Linked DNA regions of Homo sapiens: regions 2, 3, 4 and 5 are each linked to region 1. The links are chromatin contacts, found by Hi-C or POLR2A ChIA-PET in ENCODE. All regions are on one chromosome and are shown on one strand. Each heading gives the region's core, a stretch centred on a gene start or an enhancer-like site at or near the end of the contact. The rest is flanking DNA. Distances are from core to core; before and after follow the strand shown.

Region 1 (2,700 bases), core at 43-2,542:
TACCCAAACCCTTAAAATGTAACCTCAACCTTATCACAAGCCAGCTTTGCGGACTGCAATCTTTCCCCGACTTGGCTAATCAGATGCTACTTGAATGAATTAAAATGTATCCATCTTGAAAAGATTTTTCGCTCATAGTTTTAAATTACGGTTTTAAATGTCCACAACATGTTTATCTATCGTAGAAAACTTAATGGTCAAAATTTTAAAATCCAAAAAACGAGAACTTGCGATGGATCTATGACGTCCACTTATCTTCCGAAGCAATGGAATTAACTAAAACTAGATAAAATAGGCACAAATACAACTTCCAATTGTAACATACTCATAGAAGTATTTCCCTACCAGACTAAATAATAGTTTTTTTGTTTTGTTTTGTTTTTTTTACATAATCACAGTTATGCTAGTCCTTGATAATGTTAAGCTAATCCTTTGGGATCAAACAACCAAGTGACTTTCTTATCAAAACAAGAACTCGGGCTTTTCCATTACGTGTACACAGACTTATGAAAAACGGTGAAAAAAAAATCTAGTAACTGTCTCACAGGGATCCAAGGTAAGACTTGGATTTCACAAAAATCTGCAATAATTCAGTTTCTTTCCTCAGAATGCTTATACTCATTTAAAAATGGAAGTCTACAAGAGAACGTAGTAACATCCTACTGCGTGACATGAAATGTAGGGAACGAATGTTTCTTTTTTTCCTTGCTGAACTCGTTAGTGCCGCCAGGTCCTCAGGAGAGGCCCAAGGGAGGTGAAGGGGGCGACCCCGAGGCGAGGAAAAAACGAGCGCCGCCGCTCAGCCCGGGGAGGGCATCCTCCGGCCTCCGTGAGTGGCCGGTCTCTCCGGCCGCCAGAGCACCCCTCTCAACCCGGGCCTTGGGGACGGAGGACAGAGATAAAATGGCCTCGAAGCGGCGGAAGTGTTCCCCGCAGGCGGGAAGGTAGAGCGGCTCACGAGAGACCGGTGCCGCACCAGGCCCGTGTGGCCTTTCGGGCCCTGCCCGCCCCTTACCCGCCGGGGGCGGCTGCGCATCAGCCCTCAGGCCCCGGAGGTCCCCCGCGTCCGCTCCCGCCAGCCGGCCCGCGCCTACCTCTCCAGGCAGAAGCCGCGCCGGCGCCACCGGTCGCATAGGCCGAGGCCGCGCTGCTTGCCCTGCCGCCCGGGCCCCCCGGGCCACCGCGCAGCCGGACAGCTCTGCCGCCGGCCCCGCCGCGCTCCTAGTCCCGCCGCAACCCCTGCGCTCCCCTTTATTTGTGGGTCTCGCTGCCACAAAATGGCGCTGAGGGAGGAAACCAGGCCCCGCCGCCCGGCCCCGCCCCGCCGCACGGCTCCGCTCCGCCCTGCCCCGCCCCACAGCCGGTCCGAACGCGCCGCAGGCCAGCGCCACTGCCTCCCGCCTCCCGCCTCCCGCCTCCCGCCAGCCTCCCCGCTCCGCCATGTTCGCCTTCTGGCCCACTCACAGGAGAGTCGCCTTTCAGGCGTGGCCGCAGTCACTCGCCCGCCGCCGAACCCCGCCAGGAGAGGAAAGGTGAAGGGAGGGAGGCCGTCGGCCTAGCCCGATCGGGGCCTCGAGGCACAATGGAGCAGCTGCTCCCCGGTAACACTCCCCGTCCTTTCCCAGGAGCCTGGCGCGAGCTCCGCGGGCCCCGGAGCTCAGCAAGCTCAGTAAGGGAAGCGGCCGAGGGGAGGGGCGGGCCAGCGAGGTCGGAGGTCAGCCCCAGGGCATCACGGGAAGGGAAGGTGGAAGTACTCGCCGGGGCCACCTGCGGCTGCGGGGCTGCCTCGTGCGGAGGGATCTGGGCGAAGGCGGCGCGTGATTGGCCGCTCTGTGTTCGTGACGCTCATCCGTGATGCTTCCGCGTGTCGGAGGACCAGGTGCCACCTCAAGAGAGAGGCCGTGGGCGGCGAGCCGCGGGCGTTTACTCTTAGCAGAAGCTCACCTGTAAGTTTTGAGAACTTAGAAACCGATGCCTTCCCTCTCATCAGTCGTGAGGCGCAGTCTCCTGGCCGCTGGGTTCGTTCCTCCTTGACATCTCTGGAGACGCATCGAGGAGCTATTGTTCTCTGGCGTCGGAGGTTGCGCTGTGTCCGCGGCGTTGAGGGCCCCTTGCTAACTGGAACACGGGGAAGGCGGCCCTGTGAGGTTTAGTGAACTCAATCAAAGAGGTCCTGCAAGTGGAGTAGACTCCCTGAAGTAAGACTGCCATCTGGACCGCCGAGTAATGGCGGTGTTACCTGGAGAACGTGAAACAGTCTCTAAACACTTACTAGAAGAGCACGTAATTCTTTTGATTGGTCTGTCCTTAGCCGGCTTTATCAAACCTGTTCATCCCCAAAGGAGTGTCTTGTAGTAAGGTGATTTATTAGGATAAGATTAAAGTACATTCCAGATGGTCGTAGTATATTTCCAGTGAATCAGATCGGTCTGGAGAAAATCTTTGCAACTCGTATCACAAGAGCTCTCAAAAATTGAAAACAAAAAGTGCAAAAGCCAAAGGAGAAAATGGGGAAGGACATGAACAGATGATTCTCAGAAAAAATACCGTAATGGTCTTTAAACATAGAAAGTCGCTCCACCTCACTTACAATGGAAATACACGTTGAAATTACCTTTCCTGGTGGGAGTGGAAAAATGGTTCAAGTTCCACGGAGTACAAAATTACTTGTGTTTATTCTTATACCTTGCAGTTATACTT
Region 2 (2,784 bases), core at 189-2,688, 1.3 Mb before region 1:
TATTTCTAAATTATCTAATTATTCTAGCAGTAAACATTTAAAAATCACACTGAAACGAAGATGAATACTGTCATAAACAAAATATTAAAATAAGACAAAACACAGTATATTTTATCCTTCCTTACCCATTAAGCATCACAGAAAACGAGTTAGGAAAATGTCATATGGTACTACCAGCCACTATACTTATAATTCGTAATTAAAATGAATTTAATATTTTCTTAGGATTTACTTAATGCAGTCAACATGGTATTCTCACTTGTTGGAAAAGATACTGGTTTACATTCCATCCAAGCAACTTAGTAACACCTACATGTCAGAACAAAATCCAACAGTATTTAAAGAAACTTTCTTTTAAAAAGAGTCTAGCACCTAATAAATAACATTCACAACGTTTTCCATCCTATCAAAAAATTACCAGCCAAGTGCAATGGCTCATGTCTGTAATCCCAGCACCTGGGGAGGCTGAGGTGGGCAAATTGCTTGTGCTCAGGAGTTTGAGACCAGCCTGGACAACATGGCAAAACCCCATCTCTACAAAAAATACAAAAAATTAACCAGGTGTGGTGGCATGCACCTGTGGTCCCAGCTACTCAAGGAGACGGAGGCGAGAGGATCACTTGAGCTGGCACCACTGCACTCCAGCCTGGGTGACAAAGCAAGACCCTGTCTCAATCAAACAAACAAACAAACAAACAAAAATACCAAAGAAAAAAATATATGATCCAAACCAGGAGAAAAACCCAAAGAAACAGACCAGAAATGACTCAAGTAGACATTATAATGATAAAAAATATATCTGAAATATGGGTTTAACAGCAGACCAGACACAGCAGAAAAACATCAGTGAACTTGAAGACACAGCAACAGAAACTATTGAAAATGAATCAGAGAGAAAAAGATTGGGAGAAATAAAAAAACAGGGTACCAGTGCCCTGTGTGACAGTATCAAGCAGTTTAACCATGTGTTACTGGAGTCCAAAACTAGAGAAGGGAGGCACAGAAACAAATCTCTGAAGAAGGGCTGAAAATTTTTCAAATCTGGAGAAAACCATAAGCTCGCAGATCCAACAAACTCTGAGCTAAAGAACTATAAAGAAAACTCCCAGTCTGTTGTTATGTACATCATAACCAAATTGCTGAAAACCAATGACGAAGAGAAGAATATTAAAAGCAGCCAGAGAAAACTTAGTTTGAGGGCCTTAGCTTAGAAGTAACATATTAATAGGAGGGAAAGAAATCAAGCAAAGTTTTATTCTTTTTTCTTTAAAACAAACAAACAAACAAACAAAACACTTATACACAAAATCCAGAAAAATACTAGTGGTAAGTTCAAAAGAACTTGCATCATTTCAATTAACTAACCGTAAGCATCCAAAACCTCATTTTGTAATCGTTCATGTGAGATGAGCTAATGTGGTCAGCCGACCAGTTCAGAATGTTTACATGTATACCAATGATTTGGGATGAGCAAAGTAGTACAAGGTCTACATCAGCTGCCCTGAAACATTTGTCTTACTTGTGTTTAATAACATGCAAATGTGAAATGTCTTTCTGGTACTAAACTTCTGACAGTCACGTAAAACATTTCACTCTTTTACCATAAAACCCTGCTAAAGTACTATTATTACACTACAGTCTGGTCTAGGCAAAGTATGTCTTGAACTCAACCCAAGGGAGTTTGGTGTAGGTTTTAGAGGAAAAATGTGTGAAAAGAAAACAAAACAAAAATTCAAGTTACTTAGGGTTAAATAGTTCTGCTCTGACATATTAGGTAAACCACAATGGTGCCTGAAATAGCTATCTGTAAAATGATGAAGTCGGATTAGATGAGTCTGAAAACATCTGTGGTTCTGCAAAAGCCACCCCTGCCCCCCAACACCACCCCCGCCAAAAAAACCCAAAACACTTCATTTAGCGACATCCTTCGAAATAAATGGATATTTTAACCACTTGTGAAGTATAATATTCATCTGTATGAAGTTCTCTCATCCACCTCCACCTATTCTCTATTAGGTAATAAGTATTAGGGAGATTTCTGCTATTGGGGGAAAGAGAGGAGGGACATAGGCAGAAGGGATAGATTTTCTAGGTTTCCTTTTTCTTTAAACAATGTGTATAGCTTGCTTGGCCTGAAGTATTAATCAAAGGGAGCTAAGCTCAGTTTGAGGTTGTATGTTTGGTTCATACTACAAGAGCCAATTTATTAATAAGTTATCCATATTACACGAGTCAATTTATCAATGTTAGTTATCTTTATCATCAATCTACAGCTGAACATTTATCAGCTCACCTCCAGGTGAACGGTCAAACCTCGAGCTTATCCAACATGTACTATCTAACTTTTGCACTGTTTCAGAGCATAGGGTCTTTACAAACCTAACTAATCTTGCTTATTTTTCAAGATAGACATTTAGACTTGTTTTTTAATGAAAATTCATCTTTTTAAAACAAATGTAGATTTAAAAAAAAAAAGATTTCCTATGGAAATGAATAAGAAGCTATCTCCCCAACAATTACTGAAGAGCAGGAGCCTGTCATCCTTACCACTGCTTCTCCGGTGTCTAGAACAGTGGCTGGTGCAGATTATGTGTTCAAAACTACTTGCTGATTGAATAAACAAATCAAGTAAGTTTATCTTCTATACTTTGGATTTAATCATTATCCAAATCCTTTTAAAATACAATAACATTTCACTATTTTTAAAATATATTTTTTAAAGGCTACAAGAATGAAGGATTGTTGATTTTTGCCAATAATGAAATCCCTACGCCCCCACACTTA
Region 3 (2,700 bases), core at 39-2,538, 1.9 Mb after region 1:
CACCTATCGAAAAATAAAAAATAACGTTTCTAGCAACCCAAAAGTAGCTCAGAGATCTCAAAAACAAATAGACAAAGGGGTGCTGATGCTAACAAAGTGACATTACAAAAACTAAGTGCAAAAGTAAACCCACTCCTCACAGTGTATCACAGATCAGTTAATGGCTCAGGTATAGAGCCTCCTCCCCCAGGTCCTCCCTTCCGTGACCGTGACTTCCCCAGTGGCTATTCTACATCAAGTAACTACTGAAAACGCCCAAGGAAAAGGAGCGGGGGAGGGTGGCTTTTGAAAATTCAGGTAGCCAAGAGTGACTGCTAATTTCATAAACAATAACGTAAAACAAGCAAACCACCGCTCCTAGCCAATGACGAAGCAGGAGTCAAAGTTCCACCACGTAATTCGGGCCTGGGCCTTTTTTCAGGCAAACACGTAATCGAAAGCACAGTCATTTCCCTCTTGATATTTTATTCATGCCGGCAATGCCATTCACAATGAAAAGGTAGCAAAACAAAAGAAAAAAATAACAGCAGCGAAGGCAAAGGGGCGCGGGGCGTCCCAGCCTCGGTCCCTCCCCGGCCGCGAGCCCCCGCAGGCCGGGACGGGAAGCGCCGCGTCCTCTCCGCCGAGGTCTCGACCCCCACCCGCCCCGCGGGGGCGAGGGTCCCCCAGGCGGCAGCGGGAGGGGACGTGGGGGCGGCGGGGACGCCGGACGCCACAGAGCGCCAGTCGCCTCGGGGGCCTCCCCGGGCTGCGGGAAGTTTCCGTCCCGCGGCCCCTCCCGGCGAGCCCGCCGCAGCCCACGCTCAGGTGCAAACTTCCCAAACCTCGCTGCGCCCGGGGTCCCAACCCGCGCCCAGACCCGACGCCGTCCCCCGGTGCGATCCTGGTGGTCTGTCTGCACTGCCCGCCGCACCCATGCCCAGAAGGGACTGGCTGGGCCGCGGACCCGCCCGGGGACTCCACCGAGGAAGCGGAGTGGCCCCTCGACCACCCCTGGCCCCGACCCTCCCCGCGGCCCCGGCCCCGACCCTCTCCGCGCCGCCCCGGGCCTGAGCGACCGGCCCGGCCTGCGCCGCGCGCCCCTCACCTTGGTGGCCATGGCGGGCGGGTCCCCCGGCCCGGGACGGCCGGCTCGTCTCCCGCGCCGCGGATGGTGATTCTGAGCCGCGCAGGCAAAGGCAAGGGCGAGGGCGGCGGCTCCGGCTGGGCCCCGGCGCGGCGGCCGCTCCTCCGCCTCGGCCCCGAGTCTCGACGCTCAGGCCCAGCCGCTGGGCGCTCGGCTACTCCCGCGCCGCACGCTCCTGCAGTTCCTGAAAGTCCCCGGCTGCGCGGCCCCCGCCCCTGTCGGCCGAGCCTCCCATTTACCGCGGCGCGCGCGACGCCCGCCGGAAGCGCGCCCTGGGCCCTCGGCCGCGGCCCGGCCTCCTCGCCTCCTGGCCGCCCCCGCGCCGCGCCGCCGCCCCGGGCAGTCACCGCCGCCGCCGCCGCCGCCGCCCCCGGGCGCCCTTGGTCGAGGCTGGGAGCGGCGTCCCGCGCAGCGGCGGGGTCCGGACGGGCGCCCCAGGCCATGGCCCGCAACCCTGCGTGGCCGCCCCAGGGGAAGCGATCCGCGGCCCACAGAGCCGCTCGGGGTAGCCGAACCCCGACTCCGGTTCACGCTCGGCCGGCGCCGCACGCCGTGGCTCGGCGCTTTCCGTGCATGAGGCGGGAGGGGGCGGCAGGAACTCTCGACGCCCCGGGCAGACAGGAGCCCCGCAACCCCGCTGTCTTTGCCCCACGCCTGGGGTGTTGCGGGGTCGCCGTGCCCTTGGCCGAGTACCCTGAGTACCACATAAACAGCTGGGAAGGAGCGGAGCGATGGCTTCCTGGGCCTCTTCCTCCTGCCCGGAGGCTCCCTCAGGCCGGGGTCCTGGCTTGAAGCCCCTGGGACGGGACGGTGGGGGGTTTCGTTCTGTGACGCCCCGTTAACCTCATTCTGGAATCTTGATAAGCTTAAAAATACCGGAGGGCCCGAGAGGTTTGGGGGACAACAGGCTCTCTGAAGTGGAAACGAGGTCTCTAAAATTTTCCATCTTTCTGTCAGTGTTTCTTTCCAGAGTTGGAGATATATATATGGGTGTTATGAATAAACGAATGACTTGAATTGAGCAGCAAGATTTTTCACTCAAGGACAAAACACGACTGGAAGATGTGTCTTAATTGGCATACTAGTGGAGTGCTTTTTTATTATTATGAGGGATATATTTGTAAGAAGAGACAACTATCAAATGTAAATCTCTGGTGTTTAATGTCAAGTTTGTGTCTTCTTAAATACATTCTATTTGACCTGAGATTTCACTAGTTATATTCAATAATGGGGTTTAAAATAGATACGGTATTGCAGAATTTTCTGTGAATTTTTGTGTTTGTTGAGCTCATGGTTAAGCTATAGTCATCATAATATGCATAAATAGTTGTCTTTCTCCGTAAAAAAAAATATTGGGAGGCCAACATTCATTGACGGCCTGCTTGCTGTATACTAGGCTTCCACATCCCCATCTCATTTAATCCTTATAAGAAACATTTGAGAAACTCATTATTGTCCACTGTTTACAAAGAAGAGCGACTCAGGGATCACTTAAATAACTTGCCCATTTGGTAATACTTATTCAAATCGAAAATGACCGTAGCCTTGGACCCAGCAGCCCTCCTGGGAATTTA
Region 4 (2,748 bases), core at 85-2,584, 1.3 Mb before region 1:
TCCTGTGTTCAGTTCTAACTACAGTTACAGGTGTGAATTTTCTTTAAGCAGGAAAAAGAGGACACTTTACTGCCTTATTCCTAGAACCATAGAGCAAGACCATAAGATGCCAAGAGGAGCTGCCGAGGTATTTTCATTACAGGGGACAGGGGGCAGCAGTTTGCAAGTTTACTCTGGGATGCAAAGGACAGGGAGTAAGAGGACATTTGAACATACAAACATAGGCACGTAAAAAGAGGGAAATTCTCAGTTATGGTGAGTTTGTTCTCTCAATTAAAAAAAAAATAAAGACATAAAAATAAGTTAATAGAGTATGGAAGAAAAAGCAACAAATGCTTTGGTTACCGAAGTTCCACCTTAGAGCTTCCTGCAGTAGCAAAGTTTTAGACAAATGAATCCTTACTTTTGTGCACGTGTGAGCAACAATCTGCACAATACTAGCACTAAAGGACAGTAAGGGGCCCTCAGAACAGGAAAGCAACGTATCTGTCTGCATAGTCTAAGTGCAATTTCTCACGGAAGAGATGACAGGCATTCTCTGGAGCGGGCAAAAGGAGAGGAGGAGGAGAACGCGGGGAAATAGCCAGTACGCACTCGATTTCCGAATGTCTCTTTTACTCGAATGAGGGCAGAGGGGAGGGACCACTTTCGTTCAGTAATGATGAGAGGCACTTCAGTGAGGCCACTCTTCCGAAGCTAGCGGCAGGGGAGGCAGCCGCACTCTGCTCCCAGCCCCCGCAACGTTGAGGGTGAGCTGGGGGAGTCTACAAGGGAAGGGGAGCCGGCAACACGCTCGAGCGGAACCCTGCGGAGCTGCAACCCCGGGAGGAGTCGCCGGACAGACTCAGACGCGGTCCCCTGGGACCCAGGGATGCACCGCGCCCCTCCCGCCCCAGCCTGCAGAGACTGGATGCTTCCCTCCCCACCTGGCGGGAAGCAGAGGCCCTCGGGCCCGACCGAGTTCGGGCCAGGACCCGCCCCGCTTTCTGCGAGCGACCGACTGCGGCCGCCACACTCACCTCGCCGCCAAGCAGCACTCGGGTTCTGACTCGGTCTCGGGTTCCGGTGGCGGTGGTGGCGGCGGCGGCGGTGGCGGCGGCTCCTCCATGGCGGCGGCAGGCGTGACGGCAAAGGCGGGAGGAGGGACCAGCGCGGCAGCGGCTTCTCTCATCCGTGCACGGAGCCCCGCATGGCCGCGGCGGGCAGTAAGCTGCAGCCTGGCGCGGGGCACCGGAGCCCCGAAGTGCGGGAGTGACTCGACTCCGCCTCCGCCTCTACCCCGCCGCAGGAGCCGTGCGCGCCGCGGCCATCTTGGAAACGGCGACCGGCCGAGCGCCGGGGCTACGGTGGGCGGCGAGGGACAAGCCTCCCAGATCGGCGGCGGTGGCGGCGGCGGCGGCGGGCGCCGGAATGCGACCGGACGGGGGCGGAGACGGCGGCAGGGAGGGGCGGGGAGCGCCGTCAAGTGTCGGCGCGATTCGGTCCTGGAGCCGGGTCTCGCCAGCTCGCCCGGTGTCGCCCCGGCCGGTGGCAGTGGGGGACTGTGGAGCGGAGCCGGGCTGTGCAGCGGGCTGGGAGCTCGAGGCTTCCCAGGCGGTCGTCGGTCTGGGAGGGACGCTGGGTAGGGCCGATGAGCGGGGCGGGCGCGACGCTATGAGCCCGGCCGGAGTCGCCGCCCAGGGACCTGCCACCCGGATCCCACCTTCCAGGAGGACGGACGTCACCCAGACGCTCGCAACTCCGGTCTCTTGACAGCGCAGCCTTCCACAGGCTCGAATTTTTAAGACTTGACATAAAGTCTCCGGAATTCCAGATTATTAAAGTGACCCCCTCATTTCAACCCGGCAAAACTTCTCACCCCAGTGTCATAAGATTCGATAGCGATCTCCCAGAAACTTGGACTGGAATGCTCCTACACTGAGGGGATGGGGGGAAGAAGAAATGCTAAAGATTATTTCAGAGTTACAGAAATCCTGTTGAAATTCCAATGCATCGTTTACTCTTAGCGCTGGGGCTTCACAGTTTTTTTTTAAGTTGGAAATATTTACAAAATTTCCCATAGGGTGAAATCCAGAGTTAATCCAAAACCAGAATCTTTTAAAATTAAGTACATTCAAATGTGCAGATTTCTTAAACCTCATTTAGTTGAGCTTTGATAGGTGAAACGCACGTTTTGAACAACTCTGGTAACAAAGAAAAACATTAAATTGATTATAGGTATGTTATATTTAAAGACCAGTTGTGAAATTAGCTATATTGTGCTCAAAGTATGTTACTGACATTTCTCCGTCGTTAAAAGGAACTGCTCCATTCTAGTTTTTTATAATAGTCTGTATTATGTATATAGCCTGATAGTGCTGAATTTCTGAATTGACCTTCATCTTATTTACTCAATAATATTCATTTGACAAATACTTATTAAGTGCATATATGTGTCAGGAACTGTACTAGATGCTGAGGATATAGCAGTAAGCGCAACAGACCAAGCTAACAGCTTAGTAAAGGGTGAGGTAAAACAAAACAAAAAAGTATTCAAAAAAATAAACTAATTTTTATCTTAATTTAAAAAATTACAAATTTTTAAAAATCACAAATTGGTATCCATGTATAATTCATTTCCGTGCATTTTCTTGTGTGAAGAAAGCTCAGTAAAAGTATTTCTTAGGTTTCTGTAATTCTAGTTCTCTACTCGATTTTCTTCTGCAATTTTCTGAGCCAGAACCCTTCTTAGAAGGCATATTAGAGACT
Region 5 (2,700 bases), core at 43-2,542, 1.0 Mb before region 1:
AGAGGAAATCAAACGATCCCTGTTGGCAGATGACATGACTCTATGTCTAGAAAACCCCATAGTCTCAGCCCAAAAGCTCCTTCAGCTGATAATCAACTCCAGCAAAGTTTCAGGATATAAAATCAATGTACAAAAATCACTAGCATCCCTTTACACCAACAACAGCCAAGCCCAGAGGCAAATCAGGAACACAGTCCCATTCACAAATGCCACAAAAAGAATAAAATATGTAAGAATACAGCTAACCAGAGAGGTAAAGATCTCTACAATAAGAATTACAAAACACTGCTCAAAGAAATCAGAGATGACACAAATGAATGGAAAAACATCCCATGCTCATGGATTGGAAGAATCAATATCATTAAAATGGCCATACTGCCCAAAGTAATTTACAGATTCATTGCTATTCCTATCAAACTGCCAATGATATTCTTCACAGCACTATTAAAAAACTACTTCAAAAATTTATATATAACCAAAAAGGAGCCAGAATAGCCAAGGCAATCCTAAACAAAAAGAACAAAGCTGGAGACATCACATTACCTGGCTTCAAACTATACTTCAGGGCTACAGTAACAAAAACAGCATGGTACTGGTAAAAAAAAAAAAAAAAAAAGACACGTAGACCAGTGGAACAGAATAGAGAGCCCAGAAATAAGGCCACACACCTACAGACATCTGATTTTTAACAAAGCTGACAAAAACAAGCAATGGGAAAATAACTCCCTATTCAATAAATGGTGCTGGGGTAACTGGCTAGCCATATGTAGAAGATGGAAACTGGACCCCTTTCCTTACACCATATACAGAAATCAACTCAAGATGGATTAAAGACTTAAATGTAAAATCCAAAAGTACAAAAATCCTGGAAGACAACCTAGGTAACACCATCCTGGACATAGGAACGGGCAAAAATTTCATGAAGATGCCAAAAGCAATCTCAACAAAGGCAAAAATTGACAAATGGGATCTAATTAAACTTAAGAGCTTCTGGACAGAAAAAGAAACTCTCAAGGGAGTAAAGGGAAAACCTAGAGAACAGGAGAAAATATTTGCAAACTATGCACCTGAAAAAGGTCTAATATCCAGCATCTATGAGGAACTTAAACAAATTTACAAGAAAAAAAAAACCCCATTAAAAAATGGACAGGGGACACTAACACACTTTTCTAAAGAAGACATGCCTGTGGCCAACAAACATATGAAAAAAAGCTCAATATCACTGATCGTTAGAGAAATGCAAATCAAAACCACAATGAAAAATCATCTCACACCAGCCAGAATGGCTTCCTAAAAAGTCAAAAAATAACAGATGCTGGCAAGGTTGCAGAGAAAAGAGAACACTAACAGCTGGTGGGACTGTAAATTAGTTCATCCACTGTAGAAAGCAGTATGGTGATTCTCAAAGAGCTAAAAGCAGAACTAACTTTCAACCCAGCAATCCTACTACTGGCGATATACCTAGAGGAATATAAATCATTCTACCCTAAAGACACATGCACATGAATGTTCATTGCAGCACTATTCACAGTAGCAAAGACATGGAATCACCTATATGACCATCAATGACACATTGGATGAAGAATATGTGGTACATATACACCATGGAATACTGTTTAGCCATAAGAAAGAATGAGGTAATATCTTTTACAGGAACATGAATGGAGCTGGAGGCCGTTATTCTTAGAAAACTAACACAGGAACAGAAAACCAAATACCACATGTTCACAGTTATAAGTGGGAGCTAAGTGATGAGAACTCATGGACACAAAGAAGAGAGCAACAGACACTGGGGCCTACTTGAGGGAGAAGAGTGGGAGGAGGGAGAGGAGCAGGAAATACTAAGAATTGGGTACTAGGGTTAGTACCTAGGTGACAAAATAATCTGCATGACAAACCACTGTTTACATATACAAGAAACTTGCACATGTACCCCTGAACCTAAAATAAAAGTTAAAAATTAATTAATTGAAATAAAAATGTTCTGAAAACAGAGAGAGAGAGAGAGACTCAAAGACACAGTTTTCCTCCCTTTGATCATGTGCCTTGAAGACTGATTAAGACATAGACAGGTGCCCAGGCAAAATCAGGAGTGGGGTGGACCACATTCATGGATAGGAATTTGCACAGCTTTCTCCAAAATGATCATTTTGTCACATGGACTGTAGGTCAAAACCAATTCGTTATGTGGGCAATGGAATTTATCTCACCTTGGGTTTCTCCCCAGCCAGTGATGAAACATTCGGTCCGGTCAGCGACCACATAATTTGGGGATGGCAGACAAGCTGGGATTACTTTGTCAGTGATGACGGCAGGACTGAAAGAAAAGCATCAGCAGTTATGTTTGACTGCTCTGCTCGCAGCTGCAGTACCCACAACCAGTCATCCCTGTCTTGAGGCCCCAGAGCCCTCTGAACTGGCACTGCCTTGCTTCACTGACACAGAGCAACGTAGAACACAGAGTTTCACCCTCACATTTGCCTGTGGTTGTCTATGGACTATGCAGATGTAAGGTTTCATTTGAAAGGCATCAGTTGCATGCAAGATACTGCTGGTGGCCTTCACCTTTGAAAGTAGGGATGACAAAGGCGCACTTCTCATGTATATTCTGTGCACAACTGGAATCTCATGCTGAGTGTGTCCTTTTACATTAATCGAATAGGGCATTGATCAGTGCATGGAATGTCTGACTGAGATGCC

What was found. A loop is a pair of places that touch in the nucleus more often than their neighbours do. ChIA-PET counts read pairs that join two places held with the same protein, here RNA polymerase II (POLR2A). Pooled maps may share reads with other maps.
Region 2: a map with no recorded cell type shows a loop between it and region 1 (4-fold over the local background). The contact joins the enhancer-like site here to the promoter of WTAP in region 1. A Hi-C loop is called at or near these places in 3 of 37 single-sample maps with no recorded cell type and 2 of 50 pooled maps.
Region 3: a map with no recorded cell type shows a loop between it and region 1 (8-fold over the local background). The contact joins the promoter of SNX9 here to the promoter of WTAP in region 1. A Hi-C loop is called at or near these places in 2 of 37 single-sample maps with no recorded cell type and 2 of 50 pooled maps.
Region 4: a loop to region 1 is called in a map of naive thymus-derived CD4-positive, alpha-beta T cell, with 14 times the contacts of the local background. The contact joins the promoter of MAP3K4 here to the promoter of WTAP in region 1. A Hi-C loop is called at or near these places in 1 of 168 maps with a recorded cell type or tissue (naive thymus-derived CD4-positive, alpha-beta T cell), 1 of 37 single-sample maps with no recorded cell type and 10 of 50 pooled maps. POLR2A ChIA-PET finds 5 or more read pairs at or near these places in 1 of 52 experiments (endothelial cell of umbilical vein).
Region 5: a loop to region 1 is called in a map with no recorded cell type, with 16 times the contacts of the local background. The contact joins the enhancer-like site here to the promoter of WTAP in region 1. A Hi-C loop is called at or near these places in 1 of 37 single-sample maps with no recorded cell type and 2 of 50 pooled maps. POLR2A ChIA-PET finds 5 or more read pairs at or near these places in 1 of 52 experiments (activated B cell).

The regions. Positions count from the first base shown.
Region 1 is chr6:159,726,098-159,728,797 of GRCh38, reverse strand. WTAP (WT1 associated protein) reads right to left here and starts at 1,292. Exons shown (of 8, transcript NM_001270531.2): 1 at 1,095-1,292. It also overlaps a transcript of SOD2 not described here. RefSeq lists a silencer at 874-1,423 and enhancers at 886-1,483, 1,434-1,563, 1,914-2,003, 1,484-2,081.
Region 2 is chr6:161,028,350-161,031,133 of GRCh38, reverse strand. The region is part of intron 1 of MAP3K4 (mitogen-activated protein kinase kinase kinase 4); the gene reads right to left. Among named protein-coding and RNA genes, the nearest start is that of MAP3K4-AS1, 37 kb to the right of the region's middle. RefSeq lists an enhancer at 1,623-1,722. Within about 2 kb of position 1,438, at least 2 of the 41 ENCODE cell types and tissues checked have a DNase peak (open chromatin) inside an H3K27ac peak, as active enhancers do.
Region 3 is chr6:157,821,834-157,824,533 of GRCh38, reverse strand. It overlaps SNX9 (sorting nexin 9), which reads right to left and starts at 1,288. Exons shown (of 18, transcript NM_016224.5): 1 at 1,088-1,288. The coding sequence starts at 1,099. RefSeq lists an enhancer at 460-509 and a silencer at 1,160-1,479.
Region 4 is chr6:160,990,355-160,993,102 of GRCh38, reverse strand. MAP3K4 (mitogen-activated protein kinase kinase kinase 4) reads right to left here and starts at 1,334. Exons shown (of 27, transcript NM_005922.4): 1 at 1,020-1,334. The coding sequence starts at 1,171. It overlaps MAP3K4-AS1 (MAP3K4 antisense RNA 1), which reads left to right and starts at 761. Exons shown (of 1, transcript NR_174962.1): 1 at 761-2,748. RefSeq lists silencers at 529-658, 572-866, 1,329-1,658 and enhancers at 927-1,796, 1,749-1,818, 1,839-1,898.
Region 5 is chr6:160,740,928-160,743,627 of GRCh38, reverse strand. PLG (plasminogen) reads right to left here. Exons shown (of 19, transcript NM_000301.5): 17 at 2,211-2,317. Among named protein-coding and RNA genes, the nearest start is that of PLG, 40 kb to the right of the region's middle. RefSeq lists an enhancer at 1,201-1,270. Within about 2 kb of position 1,292, at least 2 of the 41 ENCODE cell types and tissues checked have a DNase peak (open chromatin) inside an H3K27ac peak, as active enhancers do.